Linked DNA regions of Homo sapiens: region 1 is linked to region 2. Evidence: chromatin loops called from intact Hi-C (ENCODE). Cell type or tissue: IMR-90. All regions are shown on one strand.

Evidence for each region. Peaks named below come from ENCODE experiments on the same cell type or tissue, not always from the same donor. Only the 100,000 strongest peaks of a DNase experiment are listed, where the experiment ranks them.
Region 1: it touches region 2 in a loop (2.1-fold over the local background); 2 of 110 quality-filtered maps call a loop at or near these places.

What each region holds. Positions count from the first base shown.
Region 1 is chr13:100,158,693-100,166,692 of GRCh38, forward strand. The region is part of intron 6 of PCCA (propionyl-CoA carboxylase subunit alpha); the gene reads left to right. Among named protein-coding and RNA genes, the nearest start is that of PCCA, 74 kb to the left of the region's middle. RefSeq lists enhancers at 571-1,072, 1,073-1,572. In IMR-90, no CTCF peak of the experiment used is centred here; a DNase peak (open chromatin) is centred at 4,899.
Region 2 is chr13:100,211,899-100,219,898 of GRCh38, forward strand. The region is part of intron 7 of PCCA (propionyl-CoA carboxylase subunit alpha); the gene reads left to right. Among named protein-coding and RNA genes, the nearest start is that of PCCA, 130 kb to the left of the region's middle. In IMR-90, no CTCF peak of the experiment used is centred here; DNase peaks (open chromatin) are centred at 163 and 3,213; H3K27ac peaks cover 1,853 bases.

The DNA.
Region 1 (8,000 bases), 53 kb before region 2:
TAGATGAGAGGTCGGCACACTACAGTCCACAGGACAAATGCAGCCTGCTGCCTGTTTTTGTCAATAAAATTTTATTGAAACACAGCCATGCTCTTTCATTTATGCATTGTCTATGCTGCTTTTGTCCTGTGACAGCAGAGTTGAGTAGTTGTGACAGAGACCATTTGGCCTATCAAGCCTAAAATACTTTTTCTATGGTCCTTTATACAAAAAGTTTGGGAACTCCTGCTATAAATGAATATCCAAATCCAAATTATATGAGTAGGATAAGTGATGTGGTGCCAGTATTATACATTTATTCCTATACAGTTAATACATTTATTTATTTTATATATTATATATAATATTATATACAGTTTATGCATTTTTTCAGTTATTAAAAAAATGCTGCCTTTTTTTTTTTTTTTTTTTTTTTTTTTGAGACATAGCCTTGCTCTGTCACCCAGGCTGGAATGTAGTGGCATGATCTCGGCTCACTGCAACCTCTGTCTCCTGGGTTCAAGCTATTCTGCCTCAGCCTCCTGAGTAGCTGGGATTACAGGCACACACCACCACGCCTGGCTAATTTTTGTATTTTTAGTAGAGACGGGGTTTCACCATTTTAGTCAGGCTGGTCTTGAACTCCTGATGTCGTGATCCGCCCACCTCAGCTTCCCAAAGTGCTGGGATTACAGGCGTGAGCCACTGTGTCTGGCCAAAAAATGCTTCTTTAAAGTCTGTTTAAGGCCTTTGAGAAGGATATATTAATAAAAATGAATCCAATCTGGTTCCCGCGCAGAATGCTGCAGTCCATGGGTGCTATGAGTCCTGGGTGCTCATAGTCATGTTACGGAAAATAAGTTGATACACAAATAACTTCACTTCAGGGAAGAAAATACTGTGAGATAAGATCAATATCTTTGTAAATGAAAGTAAGAAGGATGATTTCCATCTGGGGTTCTACATTAGAGAAAAACCTGTAGAATATACAACCTCCTCCTTTCTTTCACACGAGTTTTCTTTCCAAACCTATTTCCCCATTTCCCTTTTATCAGTGCTGTGCCTCCACCCAGCCTGACTGTGCGCTGCTCCCATGCGTGGCTGGCTCTGCCCTCAGTGCTTTCCTCACTCTCTCTGGGTGGGTGTGCCTGGCCTCCCACCCACCGTGTCTAACTGCTGCCTGCCCTTGAAGGCACAGTTCATATGCAGCCTCTGCGGGGAAAGGGTTCTAGATCCTTCTGTTGAGAAGTAATTTCTTTCCTTGGACTTTTTGTTTCAGTTTGATTGGAATGTTTTTGTTTTTGGAAAAATGATTTGTGCTTTATCTGATACATTGTTTTTACTTAATATCCAGGACTAAAATGATTTTTTGATTTTTTTTGCATAACTGCTGTGTATTTGCTTTAGAAAGTGTACAATAGGCCAAATTCCCCCAATGTAAAAACACACCAAACTTTACAAGACTGATAATTTTTTATGCTGAGTTTACGCGAAGTGGGATTGGATTTTATACAGTCCCTGCTGTCCATGACTTGAAAAAGATCATGTGGGCCGGGCGCGGTGGCTCATGCCTGTAATCCCTGCACTTTGGGAGGCTGAGGTGGGCAGATCACTTGAGGTCAGGAATTCGAGACCAGCTTGGACAACATGGCGAAACCCCATCTCTACTAAAAACATAAAAATTGGCCAGGTATGGTGGCACGAGCCTTTGATCCCAGCTACGTGGGTGGCTGAGGCAGGAGAATCGTTTGAGCCCGGGAGGTGGAGGTTGCAGTGAGCTGAGATCACGCTACTGCACTCCAGCCTAGGCAACAGAGCGAGACTCTGTCTAAAAAAGAAAAAAAAAAAAAGATCATGTCTTTTTGTTATTGCTTAGATAGTTCATAGAAAAAACAAAGCTACACATAATCCTCATAAAAATAGCAATTTTCAATAATTTTAATGTGCTGAGCTAACAGATTTTATTTCCAAGCTGTTTTCTATTCTGTATTTTCCCTGCAGGCTTCTTTTATTATGAGCATTAAAGGACCATCCATGGGAGACTATGAGGATTGTTAGGATGAGGCAAAGACATCTTAACAGAGTTTACAAAGAGCTTTGAAACGTGAAACTACCTTCTCTGGAAAAATGGGATGTTGGCTTGAAGATATTTCTTAGTATTCTGTGTTTTCTTTCTGGTTTTTCTATGTTGTTTTAATCATATTATCATACCTTGTCATTTCAGGTAACATAGCATAAGTTATAGTAATTAGTTTCAAGAGAAACATATGTTAGAATTTGTGTTTTGTGTTTGGATCCTATCTGTGTACTTGAAAGATACACGTATATGTAGATGGATAGTGAGTTCCATCAGGATGCTCAGCGTTGAAAGCATAGGAGGGAACTGTGCTGAGCGTGTGAGGTTTGGCGATTGTGCTCTTTTATCTTCTTTCTTTCTTGAGTTTTTAGCAAGATAAGACATGTAACTACTGTAAAATGAGAGGTAATTTTTAAAATAGCCACTGGGTTAACCAAAAACCTTTTAAATAGCTGTGGCATCCAGTGTGGGCAAGGGTCACATAGTTTTGTTCCTGGAAGTGTAAATTGTTTCAGACCTCCCCCGGCCCCCAGAAATTTGCTAGTATTTATCAAAATTTAAAACATCTATATGTTCTTTAATTTAACAGTTCCACCCTTAAGAATCTCACTTACAAAGATATACTTGAGAAAATGTTCATGGTAAGGTGTTTCATAATAGCAAAATTTAGAAAGTGTTCAAAAGTAAAATGTGGAGAATGGTGGCTTCCCTGCAGGGTCATTGGTCCTCAGTTACAAGGCTGCAGTCCATGATGTGTTATAGTTTAAAGTGTGTTGTAAGCACTTTGTAACTAATACTAAAATTCTGAAGTTAGCAAGTTTGCCAGTGACTTTGTTTAACAATTTTTTTGTTTATAAAATAAAGTGGATTAAAAATGATCCATATGATACTCTACTCATTCATATTTGGACTTTTTTTTTATTTGAGTAGGAAAAAATAGGAGAGACTTAGACCTTGCAAGCCCAGGGTTGTTTATAACTCTTATTTTCACTATATGGGCTATAATCTGCATAGCTCATGGAAATACATTATTTTTATATATCGCAGCTTAAGAAGGGTTGAGAATTGTTACTGTAGTGTATTTTGTGTAGACATCATTTTAATGACATAAATTTTCTTATTAACATTATTATATTTTCCATTTTGGACACAGACCTTTGATTTTAGTATCTTAAAATTTTTAATTTTTGAGAATGTAAAATGCTAAGAAATTTAAGCACATGAAAACATTGAAAATTAGGATTTCTTTCCATCTTTGAACCTTCGAAACAAGACCCCAATTTAAGTCTTTAGAGGTCACCACTGTTACCTTCTGGAGCATGTGTGTCTGTATGTGTGTGTGTGTGTGTGTGTGTGTGTGTGTCTGTCTGTCTGCGTGTGCTAGAATTTTGCTATCATTTGTTTTGTAAGATACTCTTAGTTGCTTAAGTAGGACTTACTTTTTTTATATGAAAAGAAGTGGCATAGAACTTTTCTTATATAAGAAAACAGTGGTCCCTAGGCTTTTAAAAATAAGTATGGAATACCTACCTGCAGGTAAGTTATTTAATCTTTATGACAACTTATGATGTATTCTTATTTTTATTCTTGGTTTTATGGAAGAGAGAACAATCTCTGAAAGTTTAAATAAATGCCTTGTCCAGTGTCACATAGCTGGTAAATGAGAGAGTATGGATCCGTTGTTTAGTATATGTTCCAGACTGACTCTCAGATGCATTGGAACTGGGCTGGGCCGTTAGTGGTATTTGTTTTTGATCGATAGCTTTAGCTGGCATCTGTTCTTGCTGTTGGTGGAGGCTTCTCTCTTTCTGCTTCCTTCCCCTCTTCCCCATTGGTGTATCATCATAGAGATCTAAAAAGTAGAGTTGTTTCTTTTGTTTTTCTCATCTTGTAACTTGGATGCCAGTGAAGGCAAATCCTCACTTGGATTTGCTAACTTACTAAGTAAGGTAACTGAGTGAGCTTTGCTCAGTTAACTGAGTGCCAGAGCTACAGCATAGAGATATTGATGCCTTTAACCACTCGTTGATATTCTTAAGTGGAACTAATAAAGTCTCCCTGGATTTGGAGGAGAAAGTTCTGTGACTCCTTTTTCCTTTTCATAATAATTTTATAATATTTTTCTAGTTGTGACTTGTACATATGTGATGTTCAAAAGAATTGATAAGAACTAATGAATGCAACTTCATAAAACCCTTATTATGACAGAATATCTTTTGAAATGTTTGAGAACGTTTCCTTTCCTATATGTTGGCTTAAGGTCAGCTTTTAGAATATTTGAAGATTTTGAATGCGATGTGGAATACTAAATGCTCTAAAGTGAATGCCTGAAAAAGGAAAACTCTCCCTTTACAGTTAGGGAGTCTTTTAAGGATGTAGATAGGTCAGATACTTTTAGGGCTTGTGGGATTTTGGGGAGTGGTTTCAATAGGAAAAGTCTGGGATTTGATGAGGCTGGGATTTTTTTCCCTTTGCTTGAGGTTAAAACAGATTGAAGTGTTACGTTCTAGTTTTCCTATTACGCTCTCTCCTTACTGCCCTATGTATCTATTAGCTCATTCTGGAGTCAGAATGACAGCTAAATTCTTTCTCTGCCACTTAGTAGCTGTGTGATCTTGGACAGGTTGTTTAATGTCGGCCTCTGAAGATTGTGTTTTATTCTTACTATTTGCATGATATGTATTTCTCCATCTGTGATTTTATGTTGAAAATACTGTGTGTTTCTTGTAGCCAGGATGTAGTTGTGTCATGCTTTTGAAATAATTCTGATGGTCTCTATTTTTAAATTGTAGTGTTTAGACTATGAAGTTTTTTCTTCTTTAGTTTGCCTTAGTGTATTTTCTTAAATAGCAGCTTTATTGAGATTTAATTCATGTGTCATCAGGCTCACCCTTTAAAAGTATACAATTGAGTGATTTGTAGTATAGTCACAGAGTTATGTAACCATCACTGCTATGCAATGTCAGTAAAATCCATTAACATTTAATAAATGATCAAGGTGGTTGGATTTATGTCTAGCATTTTATTATTTGTTTTCTCTCAGTCTCCCCTTTTTTTCCTTCTGTTTTCCTTTTCTGACTTGGATTATTTTAGTAATTTTTGAAATTCCATTAAAATTTATCTATTGGATCTATCTATTTTTCAGTGTTTTTTCTAGGATTGCAATATCCATCCTAACATTTCATATTCTAGTTAGAGCTAATATGATACCATTTCAAGTAAAATGTAGAAATTTTGCGATCATATAGTCCATCCTCCTTCTCTTCCCATCACTATCCTCTATGTTATAGTTGTCATATGTATTTCATCTGCATGTATTATAAATTCTATGTGAAAATGTTATAATTTTGTTATAAACATGTTGAGGTGAGTTAGGACATTTCTTTAAATTGATCTGTCAAATTTAAAATATAGAGACAAATCTCTAGATTAAATATTTTATTTGAGAATCACAGAATTGGAATTTGAGACATACACATGGGGTCTTCAGTATATCCAAGGAACAAAGAGAAGGTTGAAGGTTTTATTAGATAGAAAAAAAATGTTACTGATTATTTTGAAAGAAAGTTCATTGGTACTTGAAAAGCTTTGGGAGCTGGCAGGCTCGGATAGGAGAGTGGCAGTGGTAGTTTAAAAACTAGTCTTAGAGTGATAGCAGGTTGTTTCAGCAGTTACTAGGTAAAGCTGGTCTTAGGGTTACAGCAGGCTGTTTCAGCAACTGGGCCTCTGGATAGTTCAGTTCTTGGAGCCTGTGCTATGTGCCCTGAGTGCTTTTTTCCCCTGACTCCTTGACTCTTATGTAGTTGGGTATACAAGAATGACCCAATTCATGTAATCAACTTTCACAGATCCAAATATCATTCAGTTGAAATTAAGACTCATTTTATTTTGGTCCATTTAAAAAATGTTGTCTTTTAAAATTACATATGTATTTTTATTGTGGTAAAGCAGACATAACATAAAATTTACCCTTTCACCAATTTTAAGAGTGTGGCTCAGTGGCTTTAATTTTATTCACAATGTTTTGCAATCATCAGCTCCAGAACTTTATAATCACCCCAAACTGAAACTGTACATATTAAACACTAATTCCCCATTTCCCACCTACTCCTAGCCCCTGGTAACCTTCCTTTTACTTTCTGTCTCTGTGAGTTTACCTATTCTAGGTACCTCACATAAGTGGAATCATATAAGATTTGTTCTTTTATGTCTGGCTTATTTCACTCAGCATAATATTTTCAAGGTTCATCCAAGTTCCTTCCTCTTTAAGACTGAATAATAGTCTACTCTGTGGATATACCATATTTTGTTTCTTCATCACCTGTTGATGGACATTTGGGCTGTTTGTACCTTTTGGCTGTTGTGAATAATGCTGCTATGAACACTGGTGTATAAGTATCTGTTTGGGTCCCTGCTTTTGCTTCTTTTTAGTATATAGCTAGGAGAGGAATTGCTGGGTCCTATGGTAATTCTATGTTTAACTTTTTGAGGTTCTGCCCTACTGTTTTCCATAGTGGCTGTACCATTTCTCATTCCCATTGTTTTATTGTTTTTAATAACCACCAAATCATGCCTTTCCTTAATGCAAGCTCTGGGTAATTAGTTGACTCATTGGATATTTGTAATGTCCGCTTTACATAAGTTTAAGAGGTTTAATTTGACAGTATCTTCCTAACCAATATGTTTATGCTTGTTAGTCTAGTGTTACTGCCAGAGACCTATTGCACAGACTTGTGGGAGTATTAATATTTTTTCCCCTCACATTTTCTTTAATGAAAAATTTAAGAAATACAGAAAAGTTTGAAGAATTGTACTACTACAAATGCCAGTAGATTCTATAATTAACATTTTCTTATTTGTTTTTAACATATTTATTCATTTGTGTTTTCCTCTACTCATCTATCAATCTCATTTTCATTTTGCACGTCAACTTAAGTTGTAGATAATAGTACAATTCACTCTCCTGTACACTTCAGCATGCAGTTTTTAAAGCAGAGTTCAGGCCAGGTGTGGTATCTTACACCTATAATCCCATCACTTTGGGAGGCCGAGATAGGAGGATCACTTGAGGCCAGAAGTTTGAGGGTGTAGCGAGCTATGAATCCAGCCTGGGTGACAGAGCAAGACCCTGTCTCAAAAAAATAAATAAGTAAATAAGTACAATAAAAAAATAAACCAGAGTTCATTATTCATTTACAGCTTTTCCAAGAAAGCCTTATTGAAATATAATTGCTATTCAATAAAGTGCACATATATAAGAAATTAATTGTACACTTATATGTGTACACTTATGAAATCATAATCACAATCAGAATAAAGAATGTATCCTTCAACTCCAAAGACTTCCTGGTGCTCCTTCGCTGGCTCTTTCGGCCACTTCCTAGCCTTCCTCTTCCCCTTTAGGCAACTACTGATCTGTTTTCTTATCATAGATTATTTTGCATTTACTAGAATTTTATATAGGTGGAATAACACAAGTTATGCTGTTTTTTGGATTTTTTTTTCACCCAGCAAAATTATTTTGAAATTGATGCATGTAATTGTGTCAGTACTTCATTCCCTGTTTTGTTTTGTTTTGTTTTGGAGACAGAGTTTCCCCTCTTTTGCCCAGGCTAGAGTGCAGTGGCACAACTTCCGCCTCCTGGGCTCAAGTAATTCTTGTGCCTCAGCTTCCCAAGTAGCTGGGATTACAGGTGTGCACCACCATGCCCAGCTAATTTTTGTATTTTTAGTAGAGACGGGATTTTGTCATGTTGGCCAGGCTGGTTTCGAACTCCTGGCCTCAAGTGAGCTGCCTGCCTCAGCCTCCCAAAGTGCTGGGATTACAGGTGTGAGCCACCGTGCCTAGCCTGCATTCCTTTTTATTGCTGCATTCATTTCTTTTTATTCCATTGTATGGGTTTACCACCATATTTTTAGTAGCCATTCATCTGTTGGTGGACAT
Region 2 (8,000 bases):
GCTGCCTACTTTTTTATATTTTGTAGAGACGGGGGTCTCACTATTTTGCCTAGACTGGTCTCAAATTCCTGGGCTCAAGCAGTCCTTCCCCTCGGCCTCCCAAAGTGCTGGGATTACAGGCATGAGCCACTACACTTGGCCTATTGCCACTTTTCTGACCAATCTCAAATGTATGTATCTGTTCTGAACTTCAGGATTACATATCCAGTTGCTTCTTATATAGCTCTCACTACTTGATGCCTCTGAGGCACCTTGAAACTAACAATTAAAAGCTGAACTCATCTTTCTCCTGAAACTAGAGATTGGTACTATAGCCCATGCACACCTATTTTTATAAATAAAGGTTTATTGGAGGGCAACCATGTTCATCCCTTTACATATTGTCTGTGGTTGCTTTTCCACTACAGTGGTAGAGCTGAGTAGTAGACTCAATATGTGGAGTAGACTCAACTACATGGGACACATAGTAGACTATGTGACTCACAAAGCCTAAAATATTTACTTCCTGATCCATTAAGAAAAAGTTTGCCTATCCCTGCTCTAAAATTCTTATCCTTCATTCTTTTCCGCCTAGGAAGGTGGTGGCTAGAAACATAGAGTAATTCTTAACAAATGCGACTGTGGAGAATTCACTCAGATAGCTTTCTAATCCATTTACTTCTTTCTTTGCCCGTACTAACCAACCCCAGATTCCAGCTACTATCATCTAGTCTGGATTACTTCATCTGCCTTCTAATTAGTCTCCTTGTAGTCATTCTTGCTTCCATCCAATTAATTTTTTAAAAATTCTTCACCTCAAGTATTTATAATGTCTTTGTGTTACAAACAGTCTAATATACTTTTAGTTATTTAAAAATGTACAATAAATTATTGTTGACTGTAATCACTTTGTTGTGCTGTCGAATACTAGATCTTACCCATTCTATCTAACTGGACCCATTTTTGTACCCATTAACCATCCCCACATCACCCACCCCCACTCCTCCCCACTACCCTTCCCAGCCTCTGGCAATCATCATTCTACTCTCTATCACTGTGAGTTCAACTATGTTAATTTTTAGCTCCCACAGATGAGTGAGAACATGTCAAATTTGTCTTTCTATGTCTGACTTAGTTCATTTAACATAATGTCCTCCAGTTCCATCTATGTTGTTGCAAGTGACAGGACCTCATTCTTTTTGGTGGCTGAATAGTACTCCATTGTATATATGTACCACATTTTAAAAATCCATTCGTCTGTTGATGGACATTTAGGTTGCTTCCAAATGTTGGCTATTGTGGATAGTGTTGTGGTAAACATGGTAGTGTAGATATCTCTTTGATAGACTGCTTTCCTTTCTTTTGGGTATATACCTAGCAGTGGGATTGCTGGATCATATGGCAGCTCTATTTTTAGTGTTTTGAGGAACCTCTATACTGTTCTCCACAGTGGCTTTACTAATTTGCATTCCCCCCAACACTATACAAGAGTTCCCTTTTCTCTATATCCTCGCCAGCATTTGTTATTGCCTGTCTTTTGGATAAAAGCCAATTTAACTGGGGTGAGATGATCTCTCATTGTATTGCATTTCTCTGATGATCAGTGATGTTGAGCACCTTTTTATATGCCTGTTTAACATTTGTATGTCTTCTTTTGAGAAATGTCTATTCAGATCTTTTGCCCATTTAAAAAATTGGATTATTAGATTTTTTTTCTTGTTGAGTTGTTTGAGCTCCTTATATATTCTGGTTATTAATCTCTTGTCAGATGGATAGTTTGCAAATATTTTGCTCCCATTCCATGAGTTGTCTCTTGACTGTTGATTTCCTTGGCTGTGTGGAAGCTTTTTAACTTGATGTGACCCCATTTATTTATTTTTGCTTTGCTTGCCTGGGCTTGTGGGGAATTACTCAAGAAATTTTTGCCCAGACCAGCATCTTACAGAGTTTTTGCAATGTTTTCTTTTGGTAGTTTCATAATTTGAGGTTTTAGGTTTAAATTTTCAATCCATTTTGATTTGATTTTTGTATATGGCAAGAGATAAGGGTCTAGTTTTGTTCTTCTGCATCTGGTTATCCGGTTCTCCGAGCACCATTTATTGAAGAGACCGTCCTTTCCCTAAGGTATATTCTTGGCACCTTTGTCAAGTGAATTCACTATAGATATATGGATTTATTTCTGGGTTCTCTATTCTGTTCTATTGGTCTATGCCAGTACTATGCTGTTTTGATTGCTATAGCTCTGTAGTATAATTTTAAGTCAAGTAGTGTGATTCCTCCAGTTTTGTTCATTTTCCTCAGGATAGCTTTGCCTATCCTGGGTCTTTTGTGGTTCTATATAAATTTTAGGATTTTTTTTTCTATTTCTGTGAAGATTGTCATTGGTATTTTGATAAGGATTATATTGAATCGGTAGATTGCTTTAGGTAGTATGGACATTTTAACAATATTGATTCTTCCAACCCATGAATGTAGAATCTCTTTGCATCTTTTGTGTCCTTTTCAATTTCTCGCATCAACGTTTTATAGTTGTTTTTTTGTGTGTGTGTGTGTGTGTTTTTTTTTTTAGATGGAACCTCGCTCTGTTGCCAGGCTGGAGTGCAGTGGTGCAATCTCGGCTCACTGCAACCTCTGCCTCCCGGGTTCAAGCGATTCTCCTGCCTCCGGCTCCCTGGTATCTGGGACTATAGGCATGCACCACCACGCCCAACTAATTTTTGCTTTGTTTTTAGTAGAGACGGGGTTTTACCATGTTGGCCATGATGGTCTTGATCTCCTGACCTTGTGATCCACCCACCTCTGCCTCCCAAAGTGCTGGGATTACAGGCATGAGCCACTGAACCTGGCCTATAGTTTTCATTGTAGAGACCTTTCACTTCTTTGGTTAAGTTTATTCCTAGGTATTTTATTTTATTTTATTTTATTCATAGCTATTGTAAATGGGATTATTTTCTTGATATCGTCTTCACTGTTGGCATATAGGAATTCCCATCCATTAATTAATGATACTTCAGTTTGAGTGACCAAAAATCCAGATTTGATCGTATGCCTATCTTTAATAACTTTTGAATGACTACTCATATAAATGTTTTAAATGGTTGGATTTTGCTTAGCTCTCCAAACTGATACTGTGCCAGTCTATCCTTTGCATTGTATGTATCCGCCATACTTGACATCGTTCAGATTCTTGAAACTTATGTGCTTAGTCATATCTGCTTCTGTCTTCATTCCTGATTGTCTCTTAGTCATTGTTTAGGTCTTGGCTTAAATGTAAATTCCTCACATAGGCATTCCTTAACTGTCTTCATTAGATTAGGCTCTCTGCTGTATTTTTCCTTAGGACCCTACACTTAACTCATCACATTTTAAATCATTTATTCATTCATCTATTCAGTAGATATTTACCAAGTGCACGCAATTTGTCTGACACTGTTTGAAGTGCTGTTGATATAGTAGTGAACAAAAGAGACTGAACATATTTTTATGCCCTCAAGGAGCTTACACTATAGAAGGAAACAGATGATAAATAATAAAACATATGTTCTATGTTGAAACATAAGAGAAAAAGACTGCTGGAAGGTGGGGCTATATTCACAATTTTATATACAGGCATGTCTTCATATCTACAAGGGATTGGTTCCAAGACCTACCCCCTCAGATACCAAAATTTGTTGATGCTCAAGTGCCTTATATGAAATGGGGTAGTGTTTGCATATATCCTACGCTCATCCTTCTGTATACTTTATTTTATTTTTTATTTTTATATATTTATTTTTTTGAGGTGGAGTCTCACTTTATTGCCCAGGCTAGAGTGCAGTGTCATGATCTCGGCTCACTGTAACCTCCGTCCACCCTGGGTTCAAGCAATTCTCCCACCTCAGCCTCTCAAGTAGCTGGGATTACAGGCATGCACCACCATGCCCAGCTGTTTTTTGTATTTTTAGTAGAGATGAAGTTTCACCACGTTGGCCAGGCTGGTCTTGAACTCCTGACCTCAAGTGATTCACCTGCCTTGGCCTCCCAAGTGCTGGGATTGCAGGTGTGAGCCACTGTGCGCAGCCCTGCCGTATACTTTAAATCATCTCTAGATTACTTATAATACCCTAAAACAATGTAAATGCTATGTAAATAGTTGTCCCACTGTGTTTTAAAATATGCAGTATTTTAATTTTCCTCCCTTTCCCTTCCCCTTCCCCTCCCCTTCCCCTTCCCCTCTCCTTCCCCTTTCCCTTCCCCTTCCCTTTTTTGGGTTTAATCCATGGATACAGAACCCAAGGATATAGAGGGCCAAGTGCATGTTTAGCAGACCATCTAAGGAAGTGGCAGGACAAGTCATGTTGCTATCCTGGAGAAGAGCAAAGCATATTAGGCAGAAAGAATAACAAGCGCAAGATTGTTGGTTGAGGTTGAAGTGTACCTGCTACTGAATAAACACCGAGGAAGCATGTGATTGGAATCATCGAGAGAGACAATTTAGAGATAAGGTAAAAAAAGATAATGGTGTAGTAGGGAGCTTAGATTTTTAGGGCCTTACAGGCCATTTCAGTATTAGGTAAATGTCTCCTTCCTACACGGAGCGTAAGCTTCTGATGGCAGGGATGCTGCTCTCTTTATTACTGTATCACATGCACATGGTGCCTGACATATTGTCAGTGCTTAAGTCAATGCTCAGTCAGTGCTCACTAGGTATTTGTTGAATGAATAATATTCTAGGAGATAAATTTTATACATATACTCATTTTATATACGTTGCCATTTAGTACATATTGTTTAGTCACATCTATTAGAGGCACCAAAAGAAACCAAAAACCAAGAGAAAAAATTAAAAGACAATAGAAACATATCCACATATGCTTCAGATATTGGAATTGGCTGAGATAACTACGATTTATATGCTAAAGAAATCCAAGGAAAATATGGAGAAAATAGATAAGTATATAAAGAATTTCATCCGGGTATGGTGGCTCATGCCTGTAATCCCAGCACTTTGGGAGGCCGAGGTGGGCGGATCACCTGAGGTCAGGAGTTCAAGATCAGCCTGATCAACATGGCGAAACCCCGTCTCTACTGAAAATACAAAAAATATTTGAGTGTTGTGGCAGGTGCCTGTAATCCCAGCTACTCGGGAGGCTGAGGCCTGAGAATCCCTTGAACCTGGGAGGTGGAGGTTGCAGTGAGCCGAGATCACGCCATTGCACTCCAGCCTGGGCAACAAGAGCGGAACTCTGTCTAAAAAAAACAAGAATTTCACAAGAGAATTTGAATCTATTTTAAAAATTAAATACAAGACTGGGTGCAGTGGCTTACGCCTGTAATCCCAGCACTTTGGGAGGCCGAGGTGGGTGGATCATGAGGTCAGGAGTTCGAGACCAGCCTGGCCAGCATGATGAAACCCCGTCTCTACTAAAAATAGAAAAATTAGCTGGGCGTGGTGGTGCGCACCTGTAATCCCAGCCACTCGGGAGGCTGAGTAGGAGAATCGCTGGACCACAGGAGGTGGAGCTTGCAGTGAGCCGAGATCATGCCACTGCACCCCAGCCTGGGTGACAGAGCGAGACTCCATCTCAAAAAAAAAAAAATTAAATAGAAATTCTGTAACTGCAAATATATGAAAATAAGGACTTTAGATAGACTTAACATTGGACTCAACCAAGCAAAATATAGTATCCATGTTATAGCATGTATCAGTTTTTGTGTGTGTGTGTGTGTGGCTGAGTGATATTCAGTTGTATGAATATGCTTCTTAAAAAAATCCACCTGAGGTCAGGAGTTCAAGACCAGCCTGGCCAACATGGTGAAACCCTGTCTCTACTAAAAATACAAAAAAATTAGTTGGGCGTGGTGGCAGGCACCTGTAATGTCAGCTACTTGGGAGGCTGAGGCAGGAGAATCGCTAGAACCCTGGGGGCGGAGGTTTTTTGTGTGTGTGTGGCTGAGTGATATTCAATTGTATGAATATACCACTTAAAAAAATCCATCTGAGGTCAGGAGTTCAAGACCAGCCTGGCCAGCATGGTGAAATCCCGACTCTACTAAAAATAGAAAAAAATAAGCTGGGCGTGGTGGCAGGCCCTGTAATGTCAGCTACTCGGGAGGCTGAGGCAGGAGAATCACTAGAACCCTGGGGGAGGAGGTTGCAGTGAGCTGAGATGGCACCACTGCACTCCAGCCTGGGCAACAGAGTAAGACTCTGTCTAAAAAAAAAAAAAAATCCATTCATTAGTTGAAAGACATTTGGGTTACATTTTGACCATTGCAATTAGTATTGCTACAAATATTTGTATGCAAGTATTTGCTTATATATTTGTTTGTTTTGAGATGGTATTTCACTCTTGTTGCCCAGGCTGGAGTGCAGTGGCGTGATCTTGACTCACTGCAACCTCTGCTGAGTTCAAGTGATTCTCCTGCCTCAGTCTCCCAAGTAGCTGGGATTACAGGCACCCACCACCATGTCTGGCTATGGGTTGTTTTTTTTTTTTTTTGTATTTAGCAGAGACGGGTTTTCACCATGTTAGACTGGTCTTGAACTCCTGACCTCAGGTTATCCACCCGCCTTGGCCTCCCAAAGTGCTGGGATTACAGGCGCGTGCCACTGCGCCCAGCCATATGTCTGTTTTTTAAGTTATTTGGGGTATGTACCCAAGAGTGGAATTCCTGGGTCATGTGGTAATTCTTTGTTCAGCTTTTTGAGGAACTGTCAGGCATCCAAACCTTTATGTACTCCCTTCCTCTTGTATAATCCACTCCTCTTCAATTTGGGTAGAACCTGTGAATTGCTTCTCTAACTAATAGAATATGGCAAAGGTGATGTGATATTACTCCCTTAATTAGGTTGCATTATATGGCAAAAGTGATGGGATGTCACTGCATTCAATTACATTATGTGGCAAAGTGGTTGGGTGTCACTCTTGTGATTATGTTTCATTATATAGTACTTGATCTTAACAGACTAGAGAACAAGATTCTTTTTGCTGGCTTGATAAAGTAAGCAGCCATATTAAGGAAGCCTACTTGGCAGTGAATGGTGGGCAGATTCTAAGGATCTATGTAAGGACAGTCTCTACCCAAGAGCTAGCAAAAGGCTGGGGTCCTTCATCATGCAGCTACAAGGACATAATTCTGCCAACTACCTGAAAGAGCTTGGCAGCAAATTTCTCCCCATTTGAGTCTCCAGTGACAATGCAGCCTGGTTCACTCCCTGATTGCAGCCTTGCAAACCCCTGAGCAGTGTATGATGAAATTATTATTATTATTTCCTTATGAGGTCTTGTCCTCTTTACCTTTTTGTTTTAGACATTTGTGTGAATTTGGGTAGGGGTTTGGATGTGTCATTATGAACCTTGATCTACTCAGCCTGAATATTTCTACCAGTATAATTATATATTTTTTTGATGAGGAATGTTGCCTTTTTGATATCTTCAATTTGGACTTGATTTATTCCCAAGAATACTGATGTGTCACTGTCCAAATTATTTCTGGCTTGATGATGAATGGTGGAGTCCTCAAGGGTTCAAGGAAGAGACCATCAGGAGAGTGTTTGATCTGGAAATTCTGTTTACACGGGAGATTTTTCCTTATGAAATTAGTGAATGTAGTGTCTCCTAGGAAGGGAATGTTTCTTGGCTAAAGGTCCAAAGGTGACCGTTGTGTGCTGGGACATGGGAAATGTGACGGGTATTATCCATATCTGTCAACTGAGTAGTTTGTTGATTCCGAGGGAGAGCTTGTGGAACAATGGCAGGAATTAAGGTAAATATACTGCCACCCATATCAATAAAATTTTTACTTGTTTCTCCGCTAATAATTAGTGAAAATTCGTCTTGTGAGTTGAAGAGTAAAAGGAGAAATGGGTACTTGATTTGCTGTTAGAACATTTGCCTACTATCATTTTTTCCCAATTCTCTTGAATAAAACAGAACAATTATTTTTCCATTGTAATTTCTTCTTACAATCTCTGCAGGTTTCTTTATCAAAAGACTGGTGTTTAATTTTTGGAGTGGGAGCATCTAGTTTTATCTTCA